Regions from separate parts of the Homo sapiens genome. Here region 1 is linked to region 2. Evidence: read pairs that join two places in POLR2A ChIA-PET (ENCODE). Cell type or tissue: A673. All regions are shown on one strand.

The links. ChIA-PET counts read pairs that join two places held together with the same protein. Peaks named below come from ENCODE experiments on the same cell type or tissue, not always from the same donor. Only the 100,000 strongest peaks of a DNase experiment are listed, where the experiment ranks them.
Region 1: POLR2A ChIA-PET joins it to region 2 with 14 read pairs; 3 of 35 experiments call an interaction of 5 or more read pairs at or near these places.

What each region holds. Positions count from the first base shown.
Region 1 is chr12:116,244,668-116,249,667 of GRCh38, reverse strand. The region is part of intron 1 of MED13L (mediator complex subunit 13L); the gene reads left to right. Among named protein-coding and RNA genes, the nearest start is that of MED13L, 31 kb to the left of the region's middle. In A673, no CTCF peak of the experiment used is centred here; no DNase peak of the experiment used is centred here.
Region 2 is chr12:116,357,176-116,362,175 of GRCh38, reverse strand. No RefSeq gene overlaps it. Among named protein-coding and RNA genes, the nearest start is that of MIR4472-2, 69 kb to the left of the region's middle. RefSeq lists a cis regulatory region at 825-1,361 and a silencer at 2,979-3,068. In A673, no CTCF peak of the experiment used is centred here; a DNase peak (open chromatin) is centred at 2,975; H3K27ac peaks cover 1,272 bases.

The DNA.
Region 1 (5,000 bases), 110 kb after region 2:
TGTGGAAATTTTACTTAGTTAAAAAAATCCCCCATTTCTGTCCTTATGTTTGTGTTTTTCTTTAAATTCTTGACCATATTTATAATAGCTGCTTTAATTGGCTTGTCTGTTAATTTCATCATTACTTTCATTTCTGGGTCTGTTTCTGTTAAGTGACTTTTCTTACAGTCATGAGTCCCATTTTTCTACTTTTTGAATGTCTGGTATTTTTTATTGGTTGCTGGACATTGTGAGTGTTGTTGAAAGTCTGGATTTTATTTCCTTCCTTTAAAGAGTTGAATTTTGTATTGGCTGGTAGTTAAGTTACTGGCAGTTAATAAGATCAGCCTATTATTATTAGCATACTTTTTTTCTGAGGCTTGATTATTAGCTTGGGTTAGAATAGACTTTATGCTAGCACTGGTTTCCTCCTTATGAGGTATGGTCATTTTATGGGCATTATTCAGTGCCCAAGGTGTTTAACAGTGTTTTTTCTCTCTGGCTGTTCAGAACTTGACTGCCTCCCAGCTTTAGGTGAACTCTTGGAGTGATAGCTCCCAGTAGTTCTCTGCCTGACCTTGTTGAATTTTACTGTTTGAATGTGCAGCCTAGTACTTAGGAACAGTTTCAAAAGAGCCTCTATCAGATCTTTGGAGCTTTTTTCCTGAATATTCTTTCTGGTGATCTGTCTCCACAAATTCCAGCTGTCTTGGCCTTTGTAGGGCCCACCTCATTTGTATGCCTTCTCTCAGGGAGTCTAGCTCTGTACTCCCTGTTGTCTAGTGTCTGAAAACAGTAATTTTATATATTCTGTCCAGTTTTCTGGTTGTTTATAGTTGGAGAACAATTTGGTGCTTATTTATATTTTAAATGTCACATTTGTCTGTGTATGTTATCCTAGCTCAGGTATCAGCAGACTTTTTCTTATAGAACCAGAGTAATTGTTTCAGGCTCTGGGCCATGTGGCCCCACTTGCAACTCTGTGGTTGTAGTTTGAAAGCAGCCACAGACAATATGCAAATAAATGGGACAGTTGTGTACTGATAAAACTTTATTTACAAAAACAGGTGGTTAGCCCCCAGACCACAGTTTGCTAGCCCTTGAGTTAGTTGACTGAAATAGAAATGATATTAGAATTATGAAATCTTATTGTTGGATGGAATCCTTGAGACTCTTATTTCAGGTGTGAAAGGAACCCTTTAAGTCATATTGTTCAATTAGCCCTTTGATATTTGAAGCCACTCTACAGTGTCCTAATCTAGTATTGACCAGCTTCTCCTTAACCCCCCATATCTATGATTAACTCTCAGTCAGGGATTTATTTCTAGAGGGAGCTCTCACTGTTGTTGTTGCTTTAATCATCAGTTTTTCCATTTGGTTCTGTTGATACCACTTGGGACTGTGCTGAGCAAATGTAATTAATCTTCTACATATCAGCCTTCCATATAACAGAAGACTAAATAACTTCAGAATCATTTTAACTATGTATTAAGTTCATTCAGCTGTGTTATTTTTATCACATGGCTTTATTCTTCTATTTTATTCTTGTTGCCGTGTTAATTTGCTTGAAAGGATTGAATGTGCGGCTAGATAGCCTCTAGCCATATGACATGTTTAGATTTCCTCACCAGCCTAGTCTTTCATCTCTTTATTTGTTGCATTTTACCTATATTCTTAAAGTATGGAGCTAGGAGCTGAAAGCAGTACTGAATAATGACTGATAATTTAGATCTGTTGAATAGGATCAAGATTTCTTACCTTTATTAATGTAGCTTAAGATGGCAGCTACTTTTAAATATCTACTTCACATTGTTTAATTGTAGTAAACTTATTGTCAAATAAAACCTCTGAGCCCTTATACTTACGCTATAAACCAACTTTTAAAAAATCTTTATACTTTTTAGTTAATGTTGGTAAACTGAGCAGTGAAAAGAAAATGACACTTGAGGAAAACATTTATGAATCAGCACATATGCATATGTGTGTGTATATATATATACGTTAGCATCTTTTATATATGACCTCATTGTATGGAGGAATACCACATTGTATTTCTCATAACATGGAAATAACCAGTCAGATGGGAGGCCCAGTGTCTCGTCAGCAGCCCATCTACACAGGGAATCCTTGGCCAGCAACATAGCTATGGCTGAGAAGAATTTGAGCAGAGCCAGATGGGATGGAGCATGCAGCTAGAAAGATGTCTCTGTCCAGCTGGGTTTTAATAGTCTAAAATGGAGAAAAGAAACAGTCAACAACAACACGTTATTTTAACACATGGTTAAATAACCTTTTGGCTTTTGCAGCACAATTTATGGGATATTGTTCTTCAGTTTAGGAATTTGTCTAGAATAAGTCTATAAAGTAGTATAAGTGAGTTCTCAATATTAGTAGCTTTACATTCTATTACCCCATTTTGATTAATTTTGTTTAAATTTCCTTTTTTTTTTTAAAGCAGAGCTATATACTCTTACAGAATTCAATTAAAGAATCAGATAGGTCTACAAGGTTTATAAGAACAGTATTCTGCTCCTGCCCCTATTTTACCTTCTTTAGAAGCAAACACTCACCCTCTTTTGTTGATTATCTTGGTTCTTACTTAAATGTTTCTAAATACTGAGGTCATAGTTACTTTTAGATTTTTCAATTCTATATCTTCCACTATCGAAGAGGAGGGTTTAACTCATTCTTTCTGCCTCCTACAAAGCAGATGCCCTTTTAAAAATTTCCTCTCTCCCTCCCTCCCTTCCTTCCCTCCCCTCCTCTCCCCACTCCCCTCTTCTTCCCGCCTCCCCACCTCCCCACCTCCCTCCCCTCCTCTCCCCACCTCCCCACCTCCCTCCTCTCCCTCCCCTCCACACCTCGCTCCCTTCCCCTCCCCACCTCCCTCCCCTCCCCTCCTGTCCCTCCCTTCCCCACCTCCCTCCCCAGCCCGCCACCACCTCTAACTCCTTAGCTCAGGTGATCCTTCTGCTTGAGCCTCCTGAGTAGCTGGGACTACATATGTGTGCCACAATGCTTCAGCTGTGTCTGTCAGTCTGTATATAGAGACAAGGTCTTGCTGTCTTGCCCAGGCTGGTCTCAAATAGGTCAAGTCGTCCTTCTGCCTTGGCCTCCTAAAGTGCTGGCATTACAGACATGAGCCACAGGGCCCAGCCTGCTTACTTTTCTAAAACTTAACTCATCCCCACAGTTTTTGCCTATTGTATGAAACCCCTTTAAGACTCTCAGATGTATCAGGTGTTTTATTAGTTTCACCTTCCTGAAGAAGTCTTTACGGACCTGTCATAATCTGGATTGGTTGCCCTCTGCGCTGGTGTATAGTTGGCATCCTGGAGTCATCATTCGTTATGATTTTAGGGATTTATTTTATTCCCTCTCAGGTCTGTTTCCTGAATCTTCAGACTTCTTGGTGTATTCCCTCCTTTTGGTAAGTACACACCCAGTAGCTTCCTGAGAAAGGGTGCTTTTTTTTTTTTTTTGCATGTCTAAAAATGCGTTTATTCTCACATATTTGATAGAAAGTTTAGGCTGGCATAGCCATTTAATATTTAGTTTGGAAATAATTCTTTAGCATTTTGGAGTTATTGCACCTTTGCCTTCTTGCTTGTGGTATTGCTGTTGAGCAGTTAGAAATCCTGATTTTGGATATGTGACCTCTTTTTATTATATGGAAACTTGGAGGATTTTCTCTTAGTCTGCAGTGTGCTGAAAGTTTACAGTGATATGCCTTCCGCGAGTCTTTCTTAATCCATTGTTCTGAGCACTCAGAGAGCTCTTTCAATCTAGAAATTCACATTCTGTTTTTCTGGGAAATTGTTATGAATTGTTTTGTTGGTCATTTCCTCTTTATTTTCTGTATTTTCTCTTTCTGAAAGCTCTTGTATTTGGATTTCAGCTTCCTCGTATTTGGATTTTCAGCTTTCCCCCATTTTCCATTTTTGTTTATTTGTTTCACTTTCTGGGAGATTTCCTAAACTTTATCTTCTAAACATTTTACTAAGTTTTATCATTTCTGGAATCATTATTTAAAAATTTCCAAGAGCTTTTAAAAAATTCTCTCCTGAAATAGCATCCTGTTGTTTTTAAATGGTTGCACCATTTTATTTTGTTGAGAATATTCTTGGTGTTTTTAAAGTTTTCTTCTCCCAATGTTGTCTTCCCTTCTAGCTGCTTTTTCATTTGTTTTTGTTTCTGTAATTCCTCAGTGGTTTTCCTTAATTATTTAGCAATTCTTGGTTGTATGTTCATGTTTAGGAATGGTGGACTAAGAATCTGCTTGGAATTTCTGAGCATGTGACCGACATTTGCTTAACTGTGCGCCTCACTGATCTGGGTGGGCTCTTTAGTTGGGGAACCTCTCTCTGATCTCAGTATCTTGAGGTCTTTTCTGTGGAGCTAAGATTTCTCAGAGAAGACTTTTCCAAATTCCTTTCTGAGGGATGAAGACTGGCTGCTAGTTTTCTGGGTGCTTAGAGGGCAGTGGTAGGGAGGGGGTGGTCCTTGGCCTTCATTCTATATATTTCACCAAATGCCCTGTTTTCACTCTGGTTCCGTGCCTTCAGTTTGCCTGTGTCCTGCAGTCCAGGTACCCTCTGTTTACTGTCTCCAGAGAATACATTTGCATTTATTTGCTGGGGTGAAGAAGGGACAGTAGTTCAGCTTTGTGCAGTAGAGAAGGTACCTGGGCATCTGAGTGCCTTCTTATTTTATTTTCTTTTCTTTTAATTTTATTTTGTGATTGGGTCTCACTCTGTTGCCCAGGCTGGAGTACAGTGGTGTGATCACAGCTCACTGCAGCCTCAGCCTCCCAGGCTCAAGAGACCCGCTCACTTTAGCGTCCCTAGTAGCTGGGACTACAGGCAAGCAGCGCCATGCTTGGCTTATTTTTTAATTTTTTGTAGAGTTGAGGTCTCACTATGTTGCTTAGGCTGGTCTAGAACTTCTGAGTTCAAGTGATCCTTCTGCTGTGGGCCTGCCAAAGTGTTGGAATTACAGGCGTGAGCCACTGCACCCAGCTG
Region 2 (5,000 bases):
TGGGCTTTGAAGAAACACACAGGGCCAGGCGCAGTGGCTCACGCCTGTAAACCTAGCTTTTTGGGAGGCCGAGGAGGGATGATTGCTTGAGGCCTGGAGTTTGAGACCAGCCTGGGCAACGTAGTGAGACCCCATTTCCAAAAATTTAAAACTCAACCGAGTGTGGTGGCACACACCTGTGGTTCCAGGTACTCAGGAGGCTGAGGCAGGACAATCACTTGAACCCAGGAGTTTGAGGCTGCAGTGAGCCGAGATCACGCCACTGCACTCCACCCTGGGCAACAGAGCAAGATCTTGTCTCGAAAAAGAAAAAAGAAAAGAAACACACAGTGTTTGTATCAACTCCACCACCTTCAGCAGGCAGTGCTTTCAGTCTGAGCCTCTACAAAACGGGTGTGTTTAGCACACCTCTCAGGCTTTGTGTGGCTGAGACAAGCATATGCAATGCCCACCCTGGGCACACAGCATGGCACAAAGTATGAAACTCGCTAACTCAGGTTTCTGCCCTTGCATCCCCATGGTTCCTAGCACAGTCCCTGGGACATGAAAGGCATCGGATCAACGTTTGCTCCAGGAAGGAAGCTGGGGGTGGGAGGTGGGACAGGCAGAGACTGGAGCCCAGCTGGGTTTCAGAACAGGTGGGCGAGCTCACAGACGCTGCACACAGCCAGGATCTGGCCTAGAATAGAGGCCGCCTGCTCTGGCTGGATTGGAGCCCCTTCTCGGAGTGACGGGTGACAGGTGCATGCCGTTTGCTCGGCAGGTGCTTGTGGTTGGCAGTGACAACAGAGGCCCAGAGTTGTTGGTTACAAACCCCAGGGAAGGTTCTAAAAACCTTCCCTTCCCCTCCATTGTCCCTGCATTGCACCAGAGGCCTGGAGAAGACCCCATCTAGGACTATTCTAATAGCCACTTTTTCTTGAGCACTTATTATGCCCTAGACACCACATCCCACCTGCAGACAACCCCAAGAGGGAGGGACTGTCTCTCTTCCCATGTTACAGATGGGAGAACTGAGGCTCAGAAAGGGGATATTCGTTGCCCAGTCCTATCTGACCCCAGTCTCCTTAGGTTGATCCCTGGGCTGTACTCCACCATGACTCAACTCCCCTATCTATCACCCATATGCCATCACATGGACTCTTTCCCTCCCCCACCAACGCTGACAGAAGCAGAAGAGACTAGTAAGAAACCACACAGGGAGGGGCCCAGGGGAAGTTGGAGGTACCAGTGAGAACTCCTTTACTGACTTTACAGAAATTCAGCTCAATCCAAATTACATCAAAATGTAAATGTATTGGTGCCATTAACAAAAATGTGCAGGAGTTGTGGTTTCAGGTCCAGCTGGATCCAGGTGCTCAAATAACATCGTAAGAAATCTCTCTCTCTAGGTAGGGTGCGGCAGCTCACACTCGTAATCCCAGCACTTTGGGAGGCTGAGGTGGGCGGATCACCTAAGGTCAGGAGTTTGAGACCAGCCTGACCAACATAGTGAAATCCCATCTCTCTGCTAAAAATACAAAAATTAGCCAGGCATGATGGTGTGTACCTGTAATTCCAGCTACTTGGAAGACTGAGGAGGAGAATGGCTTGAACCTGGGAGGTGGAGGTTGCAGTGAGCTGAGATTGTGCCACTGCACTCCAGCCTGGGTGATAAAGCAAGACTCTGTCAGAAAAAAAAGAAAGAAAAGAAAGAAGGAAGGAAGGGAGGGAGGGAGGGGAGGGAAAGAAAGAAAGAAAAAGAAGGAAGGAAGGAAGGGAGGAAGCGGAGGGGAGGGAAAGAAGGAAGGAAGGGAGGGAGGGAGGGAGGGGAGGGAAAGAAAGAAAGAAGAAGGAAGGAATGGAGGGAGGGCGGGGAGGGAAAGAAAGAAAGAAAAAGAAAGAAGGAAGGAAGGAAGGAAGACCGGTGCGGTGGCTCACGCCTGTAATCCCAGCACTTTGGGAGGCCGAGGCAGGTGGGTCACGAGGTCAGGAGATTGAGACCATCCTGGCTAACATGGTGAAACCCCGCCTCTTCAAAAAAAAATAATAAATAAATAAAATTAAAAAATTAGCCGGGCGTGGTGGCGGGCACCTGTAGTCCAGGCTACTCGGGAGGCTGAGGCAGGAGAATGGCGTGAACCTGGGAGGTGGAGCTTGCAGTGAGCTGAGATCGTGCCATTGCACTATAGCCTGGGCGACAGAGCGAGACTCCGTCTAAAAGAAACAGAAAGAAGGAAGGAAGGAAGGAAGAAAGGAAAGAAGGGAAAAGAAAAGAAAAGAAAGAAAAGGAGGGAGGGAGGGAAGGAAGGCAGGAAGGCAGGGAGGGAGAAAGAAAGAGAAAGAAAGAGAGAAAGAGAAAGAAAGAAAAGAAAAGAGAAGAGGAAATTTTCCTACCACCAGCACATTGAGGGCGGGGAATCGTCAGAAGTTCACAGATCAGAGGATTGGATTCTGTCTTTGCATTGAACCTGGCAAAGTGAGGTAGAGAAAAATAAAAAAGGCCCCCAGCCTCCCATGCCTGCATATCTTGAAGTTTGTGGTCAAGATCACAGCCAAAGACTCACACCAGCTAAGTCACAAAGTTTGGCTCAGCCTGGGGCTTCCTGGAAACCACTAAGCTGAAGAGGTTCGTGAGGTCCCCACAGTTCATTTAGAATTCACAACCTTCCCCTATGACATTTTTGTTTCTAACATAGATCTCCCCTAAGGAAAGGGATAGAGCTGCCACAGAGAACAAAATGCTCTTCAGCCCTGAGTTCATCAGTTCTTGCTGTACATAAACACCTTTTTCCCCCCCCGTAACACAGGAAATGCAGGAAACCAGCACCAGCTGATAAAAAAAAAAAGACCCCCCCCCCCCCACACACACACACCCACACACACACACACACACACACACCCACACACACAAGCTTTCCAACTTGTCCAGAAAGTTGCCCACAGCACTTCTGGCCACGCTGGGCTGGGCCACTGTGACGTCAGGCCGGCAGTCAGCCAATGGAGGAATGGTTCTGACTTTCTCATCTGCATATTGCGGTGGCATTGGTTCAGATTTCAGGGCCGTTTGTATTGTGGTGGTTTCTTTATGTTCAAGGTTATCCACACCAGGCAGAGGACAAACTCCACTCCTGGCCTTCCTGCCCAGCTAGATTTAAGGATTGTAACCAGGACAGTGAGTCCCTTCTGGGAAAGGGGCCTCGTGGAGGTTATGAAATCCAGCAGGTCATGGAAGGAGAAACGATTGACAATCCAGACGGGATGGAGGCAGGAGTTGGCTCAGTAACCCCATCTTTCCTATCCACCAGCACTCCCCTGCGCTTCCCAAGTGATTTAATTATCCATTCTTTAACTGCAACTCGGTTAGCCCTGAAATTTGGGTGAAGAGAAATCAGACACAGGTTACTTGAATTACTATGCTTGGTTTTATCTTGTAGACGAATAACTCAGGCATGTGAATTGAACATGCAAATGTGTGCAAAACAACATGCATAATTTAAGATTCTCAAATTAACAGAGGAGAAACAATTGAGTAACCTCACTGCTTTCTCTGAAGCACAGTTTTCTAAGAATATTGTAACCATTTTTTTTTTTTAGCTGTCTGACAGAAGGGATTGGAAAATAGAAGGAATTTAAAGCAAAAGGGTGGATGTAGCTATCAGTGGCAAGAAAAATGCAGGGAGATTGCAATATTAAAATATAGTCAAATTTCACTTACTCGGATATCACTGAGTTTGGATTTGGTGTAAATCACCTCAAACTTCCCTTTACTTTGATGCTAACTATAAATACGGTATTGGTGTGTATTAGAGCTCTGGTTCTCACCTCCAAGGTTTGATTAAATAAGTCTGGGTAGAAATAAAGAAATTATAACAAGTGTCCCAAATATTTCTGTCAACGGGGGACTACCGCTGAGAAACTGCCTTGATTTTCCAAGCCACTTTTAATTTTAAATGTTTATTTCCCCATGGTCTTCACAAACCATTGAAATATCTCAGCAACTAAAATATTCCAGCATGCAAACTTGATCTCTTCGATTGACTACCCCACCCAAAAGCTGTGCAGAAAGCCCCCTAGCACGTACACTGATTTGGACTGGAAACTGGAGCCGCCGTCGCTGTGAAGAGATGTGAAGTGACCAGACTTCCATGTGTGATGATTAATTTTATGTGTCTACTGGACTAGGTTAAGGGATGCCCAGATGGCTGGTAAAACATTATTTCTGGGTATGTCCGTGAGGGTATTTCCAGAAGAGATTAGCATTTGAATCGGTAGATTGAATAATGTTTGCCTTCACCAATCCAGGTGAGCGTCATGTCATCCACTGAGAGCTCAAATAGAAAAAGGTTTAGGAAGCATGAATTTGCTGTCTGCTTGAGCTGGAACATCACCTTCTCTTGCCCTCAGGCATCAGCACTCCTGGTTTGGGGGACTTAGGATTCAGACTGGGACCTATGCCATTGGTTTCCCTGGTTCTCAGGCCTCTGGGCTTCATTGGACTGGAACTATACTACCAGTTTTCCTGGGTCTTCAGCTTGCAGATGGCAGATTGTGGAACTTCTCAGTCTTCATAATTGTGTGAGCCAATCCCCCATAATAAATCTCTTTCTCTATATCTACACATTTCCTATTGGTTCTGTTTCTCTGGAGAACCCTGAGTAATACAGCCTATAATAGACCAAGCGCCCCAGACGCTGGCGCTGCTATCCCAATTCTGCAGCTCTCGGCCAGCAACTGAGCACGTCAGAGACACTAAGGCAGCCTGTTCATGGGAGGTGCAGGGCTCCTCCAATGGTGACTTGAGCTTGAGAATTCTCCAAGGGCCTTCCCAAACCTTCCTTAGACTGCATGGGAGTCCAGGACACTCCCACCCAAATTTCTTCTTTTTAAAAAAAAATTTTTTTTACCCATCATAAACTAGATCCTACCCAACTTTCCCTTCCCTTCCCTCCCCTCGCCTCCCCTCCCCTCTCCTCCCCTTCCCTTCCCTCTTTCTTTTTTATAAGACAGTCTCACTCTGA